2 separate regions of the Homo sapiens genome follow, and region 2 is linked to region 1. A link is an interaction called in ENCODE POLR2A ChIA-PET data of the cell type or tissue named here. Cell type or tissue: A673. All regions are shown on one strand.

Region 1 (8,000 bases):
AGGTGTTTGGGGCGGGTAGGGGGTGTTTTGGTTTGGTTTTTGGATCTTCTAAAGGAGTCAGTATCTATTGGGAAACAACCCCTAGGCAAGGAGAAGAACCGGGGGCCGGAGCGGAGCGTGTTTCAGAGGTGCGTATAAAATCCCAGGGGCGCCAGGAGGCAGCAGCGACGGCGCAGCGTGGGACGGCCAGGCGCGACGGGAGGGAAGCAACCGGTTGCAGTCCGGCCTCCTGTACCTGGCTGGCCCGGGCTGGGGCTGCAAGCTTTCCAGCCAAACTTATGTGAAGCAAAGTAGTTGCAGTTTGACAAAGAATGGCGTTTCAATAAATGACATAGTAATTTTTTACGCTTTGGTTTTTAGCTTGCATTGCATAAACGTTGTCGCCATTAAATTCTGGCTGCGGACCCGAAGTGTGTGCGGGCCCAGGACTTACTCGAAGGGCGCACTTCTTGGGAATGCGCATCCCGTAGGCGCAGGAGACCCTGAGGGTAAAGATGCGGCACTTGAGCCCTCCGCTTGCCTCCCAGGCCACCTTTGCTGCTTGACTTTGCGTCGTCTCCACTCAGAAGCTTTTAAAATTATTATTAAGAAAAGAAAGATTCTACAAGACACTGCCCCCACGCTCTCTGCTCAGTCCTCTCCCACACGATCTATCCCTAAACCTTTCGCGGGGCTCGCGCGTTTGGTTTTTTGAGTGGAGAAAGGACTCTCGAGACAAAATTCACTGCCAGTTGCCCTAAGAACCCCCCAGATCCCTGTATCTCCCTTCCTTCTCCCCGCCTATTATTTCTACTTGGAAGTCGTTTTTCTTAACTAGGACTCAACTGTGAGGGGCGAGGAGCCCTTTATGAAAAGCCGGGGACTTTCATTTCCAAACGAAAAGATTGAGATTGTTTCTTCTTTTACCATCCTTGGCACTTTTAGCGGGGGGAGAGGAGGTTATCTGAAGGGAGGCTGGCTTGAATGTGAGTCGTTGTGTTTGTGAAACCCAGGTAAGGCAAAGACACGTAAATCTCTGCCAACATTTTTCAAAAATAAGTTTTTGCCCCGGGGTGAGGGATGTAGGGGTGGATAGGAGGAAAGGAGAGCCAAGCAAATGTAGAACTCCTCTCTCCTCTGCCATTTATTTTCTCAGAATCCTTGTGGGGGCGGGGAGGGGAAGAGCACCGGTGCGAACCCCGGGGTGCCCCCTCGCCCGACTTGGACTTCTCCGACTAAAGAGGTGGGAGGAGTTCCCTGCAGCCTGCGGGGCCAAGAAGAAAGTGCTAAGCTGAGGAGCCGCAGTCGGAGGACCCCAGGGACCCGACAGGAAGTCTCCGTACGACCCCAACGGATCCACATGCCCGGAAGCCCAGGCGACACTAAGCCAGCGCTGGGGAACTGACGTACTCCTGCAGTCGCAGGGCGCTCCATGCCTCTCTGTCCTCTTCTTTGTTGTGGGTAACGTTCTCTGCGGGAGACCTGAGGTTTTCCAAGGGGGACATGCCAGCTACACTGGCCTTGGCGCCCTGAGCTAAGCACCAGGACTCACAGCCTAGCACGAAGGCAGGTAGCACCTTCACCCGCCGCGGACGATAGGCGCTCTCCTGTACCTCCTTTAGCTCGCGAGGCCCGCCCTTCGCGAGGTCCCAGAGAAAAGCAGGCTGTGGAAAACTGGGCGCCCCCTTCTTTCACCCACCTTCTTACCCCTGTCAGCGCCGAGATCTGTAGCAGAGGTTCCTGGTCTGAACCACCGATTGGCAAAGAAAGCTGCAGATTAAACTTCTCGTTTTACAGAGAAGGAAACTGAGGCCCAGACAGCCGAAGGAGAGGCAGTCTATGGAGCGCAGCGGTAAAGAGCAAGGGGTTGGTGGCCCCAGAATGGAACCTCAGCTCTGCCAGGTAACCAACAGCTGTGTGACCCTAGACGAGTTCCGCAGTCTCTCTGAGCCTCAGTTTCCTTACTGGTCAAACGGGATAATGGGATACTAGCGCCCACCTCATAGAGTTGTTCTGAGGATTAGATAGGAGAGCAGTGTGGGCCTTTGACTCAATCAACTTTACAGTTTTTGTTACTACTACTGTTTAAGGACAGGAAACAAGTTAGTGGCAACGCCGAGCTGAAACCCGGGTCTCTCAACGTCCAGTTGGAGGTTTTACCCACCACCCCTCTACCTCTTCAGAGCTAATGGGATGCAGAGGCGAGGACAGCCCCTGGAAAACCATGTGGCGTTGATACACTGGCAAAGCGCAGGCATCCCGGCCTCGAAGGTGCATAATTATTGCAATATGAAAAAATCGAGGCTGGGTAGGAGCAGGGCAGTGAGGATTTCTCAACCCTTACTTTCACCCCGGCGCTGTCCACTGCATCTGACAGAGCGCGGAGCTGGGCTGCTACAGCCGCAACCCCAGGGACCAGTGCGCACGCCTGGGCCGCCCTCCGGGAGTCACCCAGCGGCCGCGGACAACTGAATAAACACCCCAAAGCGCTGCGGTCGGTCAAGGGCGGGGACAGCCACACTGCGCGCGGGGCCCGCAGGCCGTAATAAAGAGTGGCTCGACCTCGCTGCTGCCTGTCGCGGGAGAGGAACAAGCTTTCGACTAGCGCCTCTCCCCGGGGCCCGCGCCCCGAGCCCCACGCGCAAGACAGCCCAACAGCTGTTCCTCCCCTCCCCGCCGACTCCAACTCTTCGGAATCTGCCCACTCGGGGCTGCAGGGCAAGTGTTTAGGATGGTTCCCAGCCCCGCGCTGGCGGTGAAAATTTCAACGTCATTCCTTCAATTAAAAAAAGGGGGGGGCAAGGGAGGGGCTTTGTGATAACTACTCCCAGCTTCTTCTGATCATTTCAAAATTAAGTCGATTTTTTTTAACCAGTCCCCACTTACTGTCCTAACTCTCCTCGCTGACCCTATCTGGGAGCCCGGAACCGTTAGGTACTGCCGAATGCGGTGCAAAATTTCCCCCTCTCCCCCAGTTCGCAGTGCCTGGAGCCGCTGGGGTTACTCGTCTGTTCTGATGCCACCGCGAGATGGTCCCCGAGCTCCCCGAGAGTCCTCAGTGAAAGGATTCCGCGGCACTGCCTCTATTATTATACCGTAAATCTTTTTAAATTCTGGAACTAATTATATAGAGGATATGTCTCAATTTGTTCTGCATTAATGCCACAGTGGGGATGGAGGCCAGGCCGTGGCCAGAGCAGATACGTAGGCCCATGAAATTGATGAACTGAGAGTTGCTTCCAGTCCTGAGCGCACCATCTGGAATTCCAGTCTGAGGTTACAATTAGAACTCCTGACCCCAGATTCAACTTTGCAAACAACAGGGGAAAAAAATGGGGAAAAGAAAAACCACGAGAGAGGGAAAAAAAATTATTCTGCACCTGTAAAAAAAAAAAAAAAAAAAAAAAAAAAAAAAAAGTCACACAATCTTAAAATCTTTCCGTCTTAGACAATTCTTTCCAAGTATTTCTTTTGTGTTTTTTAACCTATAAAAGATAATGGAATGTTTTATAGACTGGATTTTATCTCATCCCCTTTCCCTCTCCCAACTGCCCTCAGTTTAATAGTTGTCAGTTTTACCTCAGTGTTGAATTTAATTATATAGGAACAAAATATTCCTCAGTAAATTTGCTTGCTAAATATTCTGTCACATTTACTTCCCCTTTGAGAAATGGCTTAATTATAGAAATCTACCTGCATCTAGGAATTTTTTTTCCCTTTTCTTTTTTGACCGCCATTCCAGCTTAATCGTAAGCAGAGATTTTATTTGTGCAGTAATTTTATTTGTGTTCTAAATTCGTTTAGCCAATTTCTTCCTTCTTTCTTTAGTAACACCCTGCTTTATTTTCCTCTCACTTTGACCCCCTGAAGAAAACGAAGGACCAAGCAGTACTGGAGAATCTGTTAAATTTATTAGCATAAATGCTTAGACAAAACGAGATATAAATCATTCAGATGTATTAAGCCATAAAGTATCCCAATGAAGTCAGTCCCTTGCCAGGGTCCTGGTGTATAAATGTTCATATAAAACAAGGTATCAGTATTATCTTTCAAACTGAATATATGTTGTAAAAATATCCAAGGTTGAGTTAGGAATATGGGGGGAGGGTGCAGCAGGGCAGGAAGGGGATATTCTTTAGACCAGTTTGTTAACATAGTGGTGGCTCAGAAAGTATGGTGGAAAGGAAAAATTTCAACCGTTTACATTTGGAGTCTTCTTAGATAATATGTTTTTAAATAACGGTATGCAGGATATATTTGAGAGCAAAGGAATAAGAGAAAAAAAAGATGACTAGAGGGAGAAAGGCATTGATTTCTGTAGAATGCATTTGTCCCCCAAAGATCAGTTTAGCTTCACAAAAATCCACCCAGAGGAGGCACTGGCTCTTCACACAGATAACGGATTATCCAGTAGAGAAGAGCTACCTGGGCCTTCGTCTGGCAACTGGGATATGCAGCCGCTGGTCAGCAGAGGGATGTGTATTCATTAGCGGTGGAAGACGAGGAAAGCGCCCGGGAGTGAGGAAGAGGAATGGACAGAATTCCTGGCAGAAGCTTACCAAGACAAAAATCAGACACAATGTTTAAGCAGCAATTGCTCGTGAAGTTCATAACCATGGCTCTCTGTAAATCTTGGCAAATTGGGACATTCTTTGCTTTTTGGAAATGATTGTTTTCAAGACTTTTTTTAAAAAATCAAGTTGTCCACCAGAAAAATGGAATAGCTCACCTTCCCCATCTTTTTTTTAAAGCAGGGATATCCTCATCCTTTCCGTGCCATTCATTCTTTCATTCATTCACTCACCGTGCAACAAAGATTGTTGGGCATTGTAGCAGCAAGTAGGAGCACAGGGTAATGACAGGCTCACCCCGCTCTCACAGTTTATATTCCAGTAGGTATGACAGATACATTACAAGGAAACAATGAGATATTTTCATATAGTAGTAATTGCTATAAAAGAACAAGGAGATCTGTAAGACTAGAGAATGACTAAAGGTGAGATGGGAATGAGGAGCAACAGATAGCCCTCACTTCCTTTTGCTTTCTGCCCACACTACCACATTTTAGTGTGTTTAGGAAGTATTCCACCTTACAGTCCAGATGCAGGAAGGGTTTGAAGGATTTGGAATGGTTGGTCTGGATAAATCTCTGCCTACAAAACTGGACTTTATGAAAGCGGCAGGGCAGCTGTTTATATAGCTGGCTTAAAATCATCACCACTAGCTGAGTGACTCTGAAAGCTATTTAACCCCTGAGAAATTCAGTTTTCTTCTCTTCAAGATAAAAAATAACAGCAAGTTATGAGGACTACATAAGGTAAGGCATGTAAATTTCTTAGCCTTTAGGAAGCACTCAATACATGTTGGCTATTATCTATATAGACATAAATTCTATGCTTTGCTTCCAATTAATTGATAAGTTATAGGCTTAGTATTGATATTGGTGTGAATTCAGAAAAGGTGGAAGTCTTTGTTCTTGTTGGATCAGGGTGAAGAGCAGGAAGAGAAACCTTTGCTGAATCTGACCTTAAACAAGGTTGTTGCCATCTAGAAGGAAATTTAAATGATTTTGCCCTACACCAGGACCCTAAAACAGGAAATATGTGGCTTTTGCCTCAAAATCAAGCTTAGGTTCCTTCTTTTAGTACAGAAGTCTATAGGTTAACAACCTGAAAATCTTAGAATTGCATTGAAAATCTTAGAATTGCATTGTTCCTTAGAGCCACATTTCAGGTTTGCAGCCTTGTCCAGGATAAAGAATTCTGGGGTAGGTATAAAAACACCTGAACTCAAATCCTATCTCTATCAGTTACTGTGATCTTAGGGAAATAGCTTCAGCTCTCAGTTTTTCAGTAGCTTTATGTGTAAAATGGAGATTATATAAAATGAAATAAAGCATCCATAGGTGATTTGAAAACTCTGAAGTGTCAGACAGTGCAGAAGACCATCATAACATTGTTACATGTGAACATGTGGAAAGGAATATGTCTATTCAGAACACTGGGGCACATTGCTTGCTCTCATGGTTCTTCATTTTTAAGTGAGTATAGTACCTTTCATGCAGGGCTATTGTGATAAGTAAGTGAGATCATATATATAAACTTTCAAAACAATGCATAGCATAGAATGTGTGCTATGTAAGCATCACTGCTACGGTTATTGTTACTGTTCTCTGGCCATCTTGTTGGGCCAAGTGTTGAACCTTATAATTTTCACATAGAGAGCTTCTTACTGTAGAAGTTTATAATAGTATAGAGAGCAAGGCTTTGGGATCAGATGACTGGGGTTTAAAGCCTCCTCGCTAGTTATTTTCTGTATGGCTTTGGGTGGCTTCCTTATTTTCTCTGAGCTTTAATTTTCATAACCTTAAAACAGGGCTAATGATACCATCACCTCACAGGGTTGTTTTGAGAACAAATTAAAACACCATATGTAAATTGCTTTCGTGGCACCTGGCATGTAGTAAGAAATCAATAACTGGTAGTTATTAAACCTACAATTCTTCTAATCAGACAATATTAGCTATGACTTAAAACAGGTGAGCCTGCAAGAGCTTGAATTACAGCATGATTCTGAACAAACACAGAAAGTAATTTCTATCTTCTTTTAAACTCACCTGTACTACACTGAAATCTCACTCTTTCACATATGAAAGACTTTGCAACCAAGGCACTGACAAGGATTTCCTTTTTGACTATGAACGCTTTAGGTTAAAATTCTGAATCTCATTTATTTTTAATGGGTTTCTTTGCAAAATACCCAGCGTATGTCAAGGACATTGGTAATCCCATGTTCTTCAAAATAAGCAGGAAATTGATTTCAGCCAATGGGGAGAAAAAGTAGTTTGATCCTCTTCCTGGAGTTACCACATAGCATTTATTAATAGCTCTGTAAACGGTCTGGAACACAGTATCAGCTTGCTGTTCAAAATATGACAAAAGTTTATGCAAAGTTGCTTAGGAAAAACAAGATCTAGTCATTAGAAATCTGACACTGGTCAATAGTACATTTATTCCAAGTCTCCATAAATCACAAACAAATGAAACTTCTATTGTGATCACTGTTCCAGATCTAAAAGACCCTCCCCCTTACTTTGGTAGAAATTAAATACATTTTAGAAAGCCCAATATTTTTTCCTCTACAAATAGAGGCTAATTACAAAATTTCCCAAGAAATAATAAATATTAAACTATAATCAACAGATGTGACACAAGATGAATAAGAAGCACATAACTTAGCTTTCATTCCTTATGTAGGGCGCATGTTTATCTTTAATTATCCCCAACCTGGGAATGGCATAAATGTTATCTGTTTTATTTATTATTTGTATCTAGAGTGACATCACATTTTGATTTTGCCCAGGACAGTCTCAGCTTAAGCTGTTGTCCCAGCTTAATTATTAATTACTCTCCTTTTACTCCAAAGTATTCTACTTTTGATGGTAAATAAGGACTTCACTTGCTTAAAATTTTATTTTATTAAAAAAATGATAGATTTAAGAAAGCCATTGGAACAAGGGTAAAAGATAGGCTAAATGGGGCTAATGAGAAGAAAAAAATTGAATTAATATTAGAATCAAAGGATGCAGATAGTTACTATAATTGAGCATAATGCAATTCTGAACTTCCTGACAGCCAAGTAAGAAAGGGGAAAATAGCACTAGTTACCTATCTTTCGTGATGCAATAAAGGGAAGAAACCTAGTTTTTCAGAAGAGATGAATTTTTTCTAGTACTAAACTCAAAGAGGAACTTACCATACTAGCCTTTCTATAAGAGTTATCAGGTAACGGTTAGCGACTTCAAAAATAATGTTTCAAAAGATGCAACGACATTTTCTGGTAGTTTATTTCAACCCAATGTCCACAGCATTAAAATTATGGTTCTGTAAACTGTAAGAGGAGAGAGGCAATAATATAGTCCCTTTTTGTAGTTTTCTGGAGGATCTGACCTGATCAAATCAACCTGATTTGTTAATTTTTAGAATGTGCCTAATGGGTTTTTTTTTATTTTTATTTTTTAT
Region 2 (8,000 bases), 200 kb after region 1:
CAATCACAAAGTCATTACTAATATTAAGAGCTACCATTTATTGAATTGGGCTGACTACTTAATAAGCATAACTGCATACTCAGCAAAACCCTATGAGGTATTATTATGCCCAATTTACAGGTAAGAAATACGAGGCTCACAGAAGTTAAGTAACTTGTCCCAGATCAAGTAGATACAAAATGGCAGTGAGGATTTAATTCCAAAGCTAAATCTGAGGACCGTGTCCTTAATGACAATATTAAACTACCTCTTGTCTCATAAAAAAATTTATTTAAATTCATAAAAAACAAAAAATTAAATTCATAAATAAGAATTTATGAATTTTATATTCTACAAACATTATACTTCCATTGTTTTCTTAAAGTTTAATTTTCTTGTTACAAATTGCACATACAGATTTGAATTCCACTAGATGAGTACTAAGCACTAAGTGGTACCACAGAAACTGACATGTCAGCCGTATATTTATATCCATAAATTAGACTTTCACTCCCTATAAAATTTCATAAACTTGATTTTGGGGAAAGGAGTACTCTCACAGAAGCCTCAAATATGAGCCAAGGTAAGTTCCACTGAGGCGAAAAATATCCTTTTGTCATGGAAAAGTATATTTGTGGTTTTATAAAAGTTTAAAAGTTTCTTATAAAAGTTTCTCTTGAACAATTTTAAAACTCCTACCACAAATTCCACTAGTGCTTGTAATATTCCTTATTATAAATACTATAATTACTATTCCTAATATTTTTATAATTAATATTCCTCTATAAAGCCCTATATAGAGGCCAGTAGGTGTAAACTCATGTTACTTTCTGTTCATTTCATCTATTTTTAATCATCTTTAAATCTATCTCTGCAAGGTATTTCTTTTCCAAGGCTAAACTCTCCATGTGTTCTTCATTCCTTCCTCTCCTATCTTCCTAAGTCCTAATTCTAGGAATTTTCTCTTTTCTTCTTCCTATTCTCAATCTCTCACACTACACCAGCATCTTCTCGTCAGCCTACAAATATGCTTTACACACATTCCTAATATTTTTCCTCCTTGACCCAGTTCCTCTGTCTGTTTCACTTTTTCTTTTTCTTTTTTTTTTTTTTTTTTTTGAGAAGGAGTCTCACTCTGTTGCCCAGGCTGGAGTGCAGTGGCGTGATCTTGGCTCACTGCAACCTCCGCCTCCTGGATTCAAGCGAGTCTTCTGCCTCAGCCTCCCGAACAGCTGGGCTTACAGGCTTGCACCACCACGCCCAGCTAATTTTTGTGTTTTTAGAGAGTTTCACTATGTTGGCCAGGCTGGTCTCGAACCCCTGACCTTGTGATCCGCCCACCTCGGCCTCCCAAAGTGCTGGGATTACAGGCATGAGTCACTGAGCCTGGCCCTGTCTTTCTCATTTCTTAAAGTCTATACTTGCTACTTTCAAATTCTAACCTCCCATCACTCCTTAATACCCTGACTTCTGCCCTCATTGTTCTACTGTTTTCTCAAATATCACCTGCAAATTAGCAAAAGGATTTTTTCCAAGTCTCACATCATTTAATAGCTCTGTAGCATTTGACCATGTTGACTACTCTGTTCTTGAAACAGCTTCCTTTCTTGACTTCCATGCTAGTACTCTCTCTTTATCCTCCTACCTGTCTTACCAGCTCCCTCTCCCCTCCTGCCCCCAAACACACACACACACATACACATACACACACCCCTCTCCTCTCTCTCTCTTACACACACACACACCCCACTCACAAAATATTGGCTTTTCCCAAGGTTCTTTCTTCTTTTTTCTTGCTTCCTGGGATAAGAAACCCAAGGTTCTTTCTTCTTAAGCACTCTTCCTTCAAGTGTTCCACTCTTTCCACATTATTTCACCTATAACTTCAAATTTCACCTTTATGCTAATAAATCTTAAATCTATATCTCCTCCCCAACCTCTCTCCTAGGAGTAGATTAACATCTCCAAATGGATAGTATGCACTTCAAGCTAGATGTCCTAAAAGCACCATAAATTCTACAGTTCTCAAATTAAACTCATTATTTTCATCCACAAAATCTGCTTCTCCTTTCACATTCCTTAAGCTAGTTAATGATATTATCATTCTATGAGTTATACCAACCTGAGACTATTTGATGTCTTTTCCCCTCCCAATATCCATTATATATAAAATGTCACTAACCATACCAAGTCTACTTCCAAAATTCATCCTGCATCTATCCCTCTTCATTGTGGTACTGTCCTAATTCACAGACTCATAGGTTCATGATTAGATTATTACAACATTCTTCTTATTGATTTCTTTCCATACAGCCATCCTCCATACTGTTGCAAGAATTATTTTTCTAAAACACAATCTGCCTGTGTCACTTATTTGTTTTAAACCCTTCAATGGCTTCCCATTACTTAAATTCTAATCTCCTAGTAAGGAAGTCTTCAAAAGCTGATCTCAACCTATATTCCAATGTCACATTTCACACATCCCATTTTTAAATCAGAGCAGACTATTCATGGTCCTTGAAAATGGACTTTCATGCCTCCATGATTGTTCTATTTCTTTTATTTTTTATTTTTATTTTTTGAGACAGAGTCTTGTTCTCTCGCCAGGCTGGAGCACAGTGGCGATCTTGGCTCACTGCAACCTCTGACTCCCAGGTTCAAGCAATTCTCCTGCCTCAGCCTCCCGAGTAGCTGGAATTACAGGCATGTGCCACCATGCCTGGCTAATTTTTGTATTGTTAGTAGAGACGGGGTTTCACCGTGTTGGCCAGGATGGTCTTGATCTCCTGACCTCGTGATCCGCCCACCTCAGCCTCCCAAAGTGCTGGTATTACAGGCATGAGCCACCGTGCCCAGCCGATTGTTCTATTGTTTTTTAAATGAAATGCCAACAGGATGGAATGGGAAGGGTGGAGATGGGAACCTTATGCTTAAACCTCATTTCATCAGCCAGGCACAGTGGCTCACGCCTGTAATCCTAGCACCTTGATAGGCCAAGGCAGGTGGGTTGCCTGAGCTCAGGAGTTCGAGACCAGCCTGGGCAACACAGTGAAACCCCATCTCTACTAAAGTACAAAAAGTTAGCCGGGCATGGTGGCCTGCGCCTGTAGTCCCAGCTACTCGGGAGGCTGAGGCAGGAGAATTGCTTGAACCCGGGAGGTGGAGGTTGCAGTGAGCCGAGATCGCACCACTGTACTCCAGCCTGGGCAACAGAGCGAGACTCCATCTTCCCCGACACCCCCCCCAAAAAATCCTATTCCATCTTTTGAAGCCAAATTCTAGGGTCATCTTTTCTCTAAAACTTTCTCCAGCCCAGCTAAAGAAAATGATTTATTTTGTGCTTTCATAGTACTTTGTTAATAATGCTAAAAAGTACCTTGCACTATTGTGATTAATTCCATAGTTATCTGTCCCTGCAGAGTGTAAGCTCTTTTGATAATCCTTGTATTTTAGGCATCTTTGAAAACCCAGTGCCTAGAATAGTGTCTAACACATAGTATATGCTCAATAAGTGTTGTGAATTGAATTCTTTTTTTTCCTTTTTTTTTTGAGATGGAGTCTCACTCTGTTGCCTAGGCTGGAGTGCAGTGGTGCGATCTCGGCTCACTGCAACCTCCACCTCCTGGGTTCAAGCAATTCTCTGCCTCAGCCTCCCAAGCAGCTGGGATTACAGGTGCCCACCACCACGCCCGGCTAATTTTTGTATTTTTAATAGAGACAGGGTTTCACCATCCTGGCCAGGTTTGTCTTGAACTCCTGACCTCAGGTGATCCACCTGCCTTGGCCTCCCAAAGTGCTGGGATTACAGGCATGAGCCACCACACCCGGCCAAATTGAATTCTTTTTGTGACCTCCCTTTCCCTAATTTCTGAACATTTTCACTTATTGTTTTTTTGTCTATATAACAACCATTGGTTATATATCTAGTCAAAATAAAAAGATATACATAACATTGTTATTTTTAATATTTCAATGAATTTTAAATATACTATCTAATAATATGCAAGTTTTATTAGCATAGTATTTTCTTTCACTGTTTATTTTTTTGAATGACCAAATATGAAACAGCAGTTTACATGATTCCAATTTATTTTTATCAGTATCTTTGTTTTTTTAACCTATCTTGATCCAATCTCAGTAGCCACACTACTATTGCCCTTCACTCAAGAATGGTGAAAAACTTACAGATAGAAATACAATTAAAAAGTAAATGTGATCTCCCACTGAAGAAAACTCTTATCGAACCAAGGCAGCTTTTTCTTACTTATCTATATTCTGTTGAGTACCAAATCATAATGGAAGCAAAATGATTGCAGAACTTAAAAATTCTAAGATAAAACCGACTTTATCCACATTTATAGATTGAGGCCTCACCAGTGAAACTGCTTATTTTTCTTAATAGTTTTCTTTTTTTTCTTGAGAGAGGAGCATGGTTGTAGTCTCAGAGAAAATGAATGTTTAATTTTCTTAGCTAAACTGATCTTTTTGGTTTTTTTTGCAAGTTTGGCATATTTAAGTTTATATTTCCTTTTCACTTAAACAGTTTTCCTTATCCTGATAGCACCATTTCCATGGGCTTTTAAACACTGGGGATGAAAAGAAGGTACATGGATAAAATGTAGATTAACTGATGCTAAAATGAACATTACTATGCTTGTTGCCTAATGATAAACTGTACTAGTATACCATTTAACGATTTTTTAGTATTCTGATAAAATTAAATACAAAACTTTTCTTAGATTTAAGTAAACCTTAGCAAAACCATCAGTGAAGACTTGATGTCTCCAAACTATAAATTAAGAAAACATGTTAGTTCCGGCTGGGCGATGTGGCTCACGCCTGTAATCCCAGCACTTTGGAAGGCTAAGGCAGGCGGATCGCAAGGTCAGAAGATCGAGACCATCCTGGCTAACACAGTGAAACCCTGTCTCTACTAAAAATACAAAAAATTAGCCGGGCGTGGTGGCGGGTGCCTGTAGTCCCAGCTACTCAGGAGGCGAGGCAGGAGAATGGTGTGAACCCAGGAGGCAGAGCTTGCAGTGAGCAGAGATCCGTCCACGGCACTCTAGCCTGGGGGACAGAGTGAGACTCTGTCCCCCACCAAAAAAAAAGAAAAGAAAAGAAAAGAAAACATGTTAGTTTCAAGTGAATCAAATCAAGAGTTACTTATGTAATAATTTGAATCAAACAAAATAATCTACAGAAAATATTATCAAGCTGGTATTTAGATATCCATTACTATAATATATTGCATAGTATAATTAGCACAATAGTCTAAAACATAATCATACCTTCCCAAAATATAGCTTCATAAACTCATAGTGACTTTCTACTCTGTCATTTATTTAAAAAGAATTTAAAATGCAATTAAAATTGATATTAGCATAGAATAATCAATCTTGGGGTCCACCAATGTTTAAAGTGAACCTTTATATTTCACAACTTGATTTCACCTCATCTTACACTATTATCTACCTTGCTGAATTAAAAATTATTATAAAATAAAAAAATATGATTTAAGGAAACAGCCATGTTTAGAATACAACAACCCTTATGATATGTTGTTAATATGATAAAATGGTAATACTACAGAAGTCAACTACTGCACACATGTTCTAAACATGGCTCTAATATATCTCAACAAAACTGCTGAGGAAAGCAAAATAGATCAGTTAATAATAGTACATATATAATTATTTTAATCATTTACTAAAATACTATGCAATGGTTTTATGAAAAAGTAAATTAATTTTTCTTTGTCACATGGGGGCTCAAATTATATATATATATGTGTGTGTATATATATATATATGCATGCATATATACACAAACATGTATTTGTGTGGTCTTCCATGCATAAAAGCATTACAGGGAATTTCATTAAATTTAGCTTTTAAAAAGCATTCACCTTTTTGGAAATATGAGACCAAGAAAAAAATGTGTCTGATTTTAGTCCTCTAATATTTTTGCAATATTTTCTTAGCATTTATAGTTATTTTAAATGTCTAAAACTATTTAAAATATTTTAATATTTTTCTATTTAATAAACTTACATGTCTTTTCCAAGTTCCTAGTGCTTTTTCATGCTCATTTTGAAGATTAAGAAACTTTTCTTCATTTTCTTTTACCTTCTCCCTTTGCAGCTCATTATCTCTTTCAAGGGTCTGCAATAAAATTAATTATCCAAAAAATAATCAATACCACATTAATGAATTCTGATGTGTTTTATGTTGCTTGGACCTTTGCTTCTAACATGCTGAAAGTGCCATACAGATCAGTGATAATGTGCTATCTCAACAATAATTTTCATAAATTAATGGAAAGGTGCTTATAGTTTAGCTAACAGAAAATAGGGGGAGGTTTTGATAAAGAAATGGCTATAAAAGAGTATAAAAACATTGCCATTATTCAGTTTCACTGCATAAGTTTTAATGTGCTGAAAAGGTAATATAAAGTACAGCACTGAAAAGTATGAAATGTAGCACGATCCAGCCTAACTCTACTAAAGAAATTTAACTACCATAGAACATTTTTTCCATTATCTGTTTATTTTAGAAATTAACTGGCTAGAAAACTCTTAAATACAATTTTAATTTTAATTTCAAATTAACACTTTTTAAGTATAACTTAAATATTTACCATATTAACTTAATTACTTCATTGAACTAACATAACAGAATCACTACCACACTCTCCCTCCCACAAAATAAACTTATAGAGTAAAAATACTACCATGTGTTTTCTAAGACTAGGTTTTTAAAGCTATTAAATCAGTGTCATCAATATTATTAGGTTTTTCCAATGTCTGCTGATAATCCAAGTAAATTTCTATAAAAAGATAAACAGTGATAGAACTCCTACCTACATGCCTAATACATTTGGAATCTTTAAGTTGTTTACAAAGCTATGCACATTCAGGTTAAAAATGTCAAGCCACACAAAAGGATTTTTTTTTTTAAAAAAAGTAAAGTTATTCTCTCAGTTTTCCACCCCAGAAGTAACCACTGTAGCAGTTTCTTGTATATCTTTCCAGAAATTGTCTATATAACCATAAAAGTACGTAAAATATATATATATTTTTAAATACAGATGAGACCATATCATACACTGTTCTGTCATCTGCTTTTCTTTAAAAAAAAAAGTTTTGCTTACTTTCCATATTACATATATAAATCCATCTCATTTGAATTCCATATTATTCATAGTACTCCATCTATTTAGAGAATTCTCAATTACATCTAGAATATCAGTATGCAAAGATAAATTATGTAAAATTATGGCAACATATCTAATACGAATTTTACAATTTTAACATGGAGATTCTCCTCTTGCTCATAAGAAGCTATGCATTTTAAGAGTACCCAGTGAATATCTATTTTGATTGCCTCTGTTTCAGGATAACATAGATATTTTTATAAAAGTAACAGGTCCTTAATTTATAGGTATATACAGTCATGTGTTGGTTATAGACAGGGATATGTTCTGATAATTCCATCATTAGGTGATTTTTGTCACTGTATGAACATCATAGAGTGTACTTACACAAACCTAGATGGTATAGCCTACTAATGGTATACGTAGACTATATAGTATAGCTTATTGCTCCTATGCTACAAACCTGTACAGCATCTTTCTGCACTGACTAGTGTAGGCAATTGTAACACAATAGTATTTTTATAACTAAGGATATCTAAACATAGAAAAGGTACAGTAAAAATGAAAAGGTACAGTAAAAAAATAAAAGATTAAAAATGGTACACATGTAACTATATAAGGTACTTACCATGAACGTTGCTCTGGGTGAGTCAGTGAGGGAGTGGTCAGTGAATGTGAAGGTCTAGGACATTATTACTCACCAATATAGGCTTTATAAATGCTGTATACTTAGGCTACACTAAATTTTTTTAATTTTTTCTTTCTTCAATAATAAATCAAGCTTAGTTGACTTTACAAACTTTTTTTTAACTTTTTGACTCTTTTGAAATAACACTTAGCTTAAAACACACAGATTGTACAGCTGT

The links. Peaks named below come from ENCODE experiments on the same cell type or tissue, not always from the same donor. Only the 100,000 strongest peaks of a DNase experiment are listed, where the experiment ranks them.
Region 2: POLR2A ChIA-PET joins it to region 1 with 6 read pairs; 2 of 35 experiments call an interaction of 5 or more read pairs at or near these places.

Annotation. Positions count from the first base shown.
Region 1 is chr11:32,436,710-32,444,709 of GRCh38, forward strand. The region is part of intron 1 of WT1-AS (WT1 antisense RNA); the gene reads left to right. Among named protein-coding and RNA genes, the nearest start is that of WT1, 5.2 kb to the left of the region's middle. RefSeq lists a promoter at 1-265, enhancers at 567-714, 1,304-2,161, 2,162-3,017 and a silencer at 4,294-4,588. In A673, no CTCF peak of the experiment used is centred here; DNase peaks (open chromatin) are centred at 144, 1,352, 2,634, 3,072 and 1 weaker place; H3K4me3 peaks cover 2,234 bases; H3K27me3 peaks cover 8,000 bases.
Region 2 is chr11:32,635,940-32,643,939 of GRCh38, forward strand. CCDC73 (coiled-coil domain containing 73) reads right to left here. Exons shown (of 18, transcript NM_001008391.4): 13 at 6,033-6,143. Among named protein-coding and RNA genes, the nearest start is that of EIF3M, 56 kb to the left of the region's middle. In A673, no CTCF peak of the experiment used is centred here; no DNase peak of the experiment used is centred here; H3K27me3 peaks cover 2,151 bases.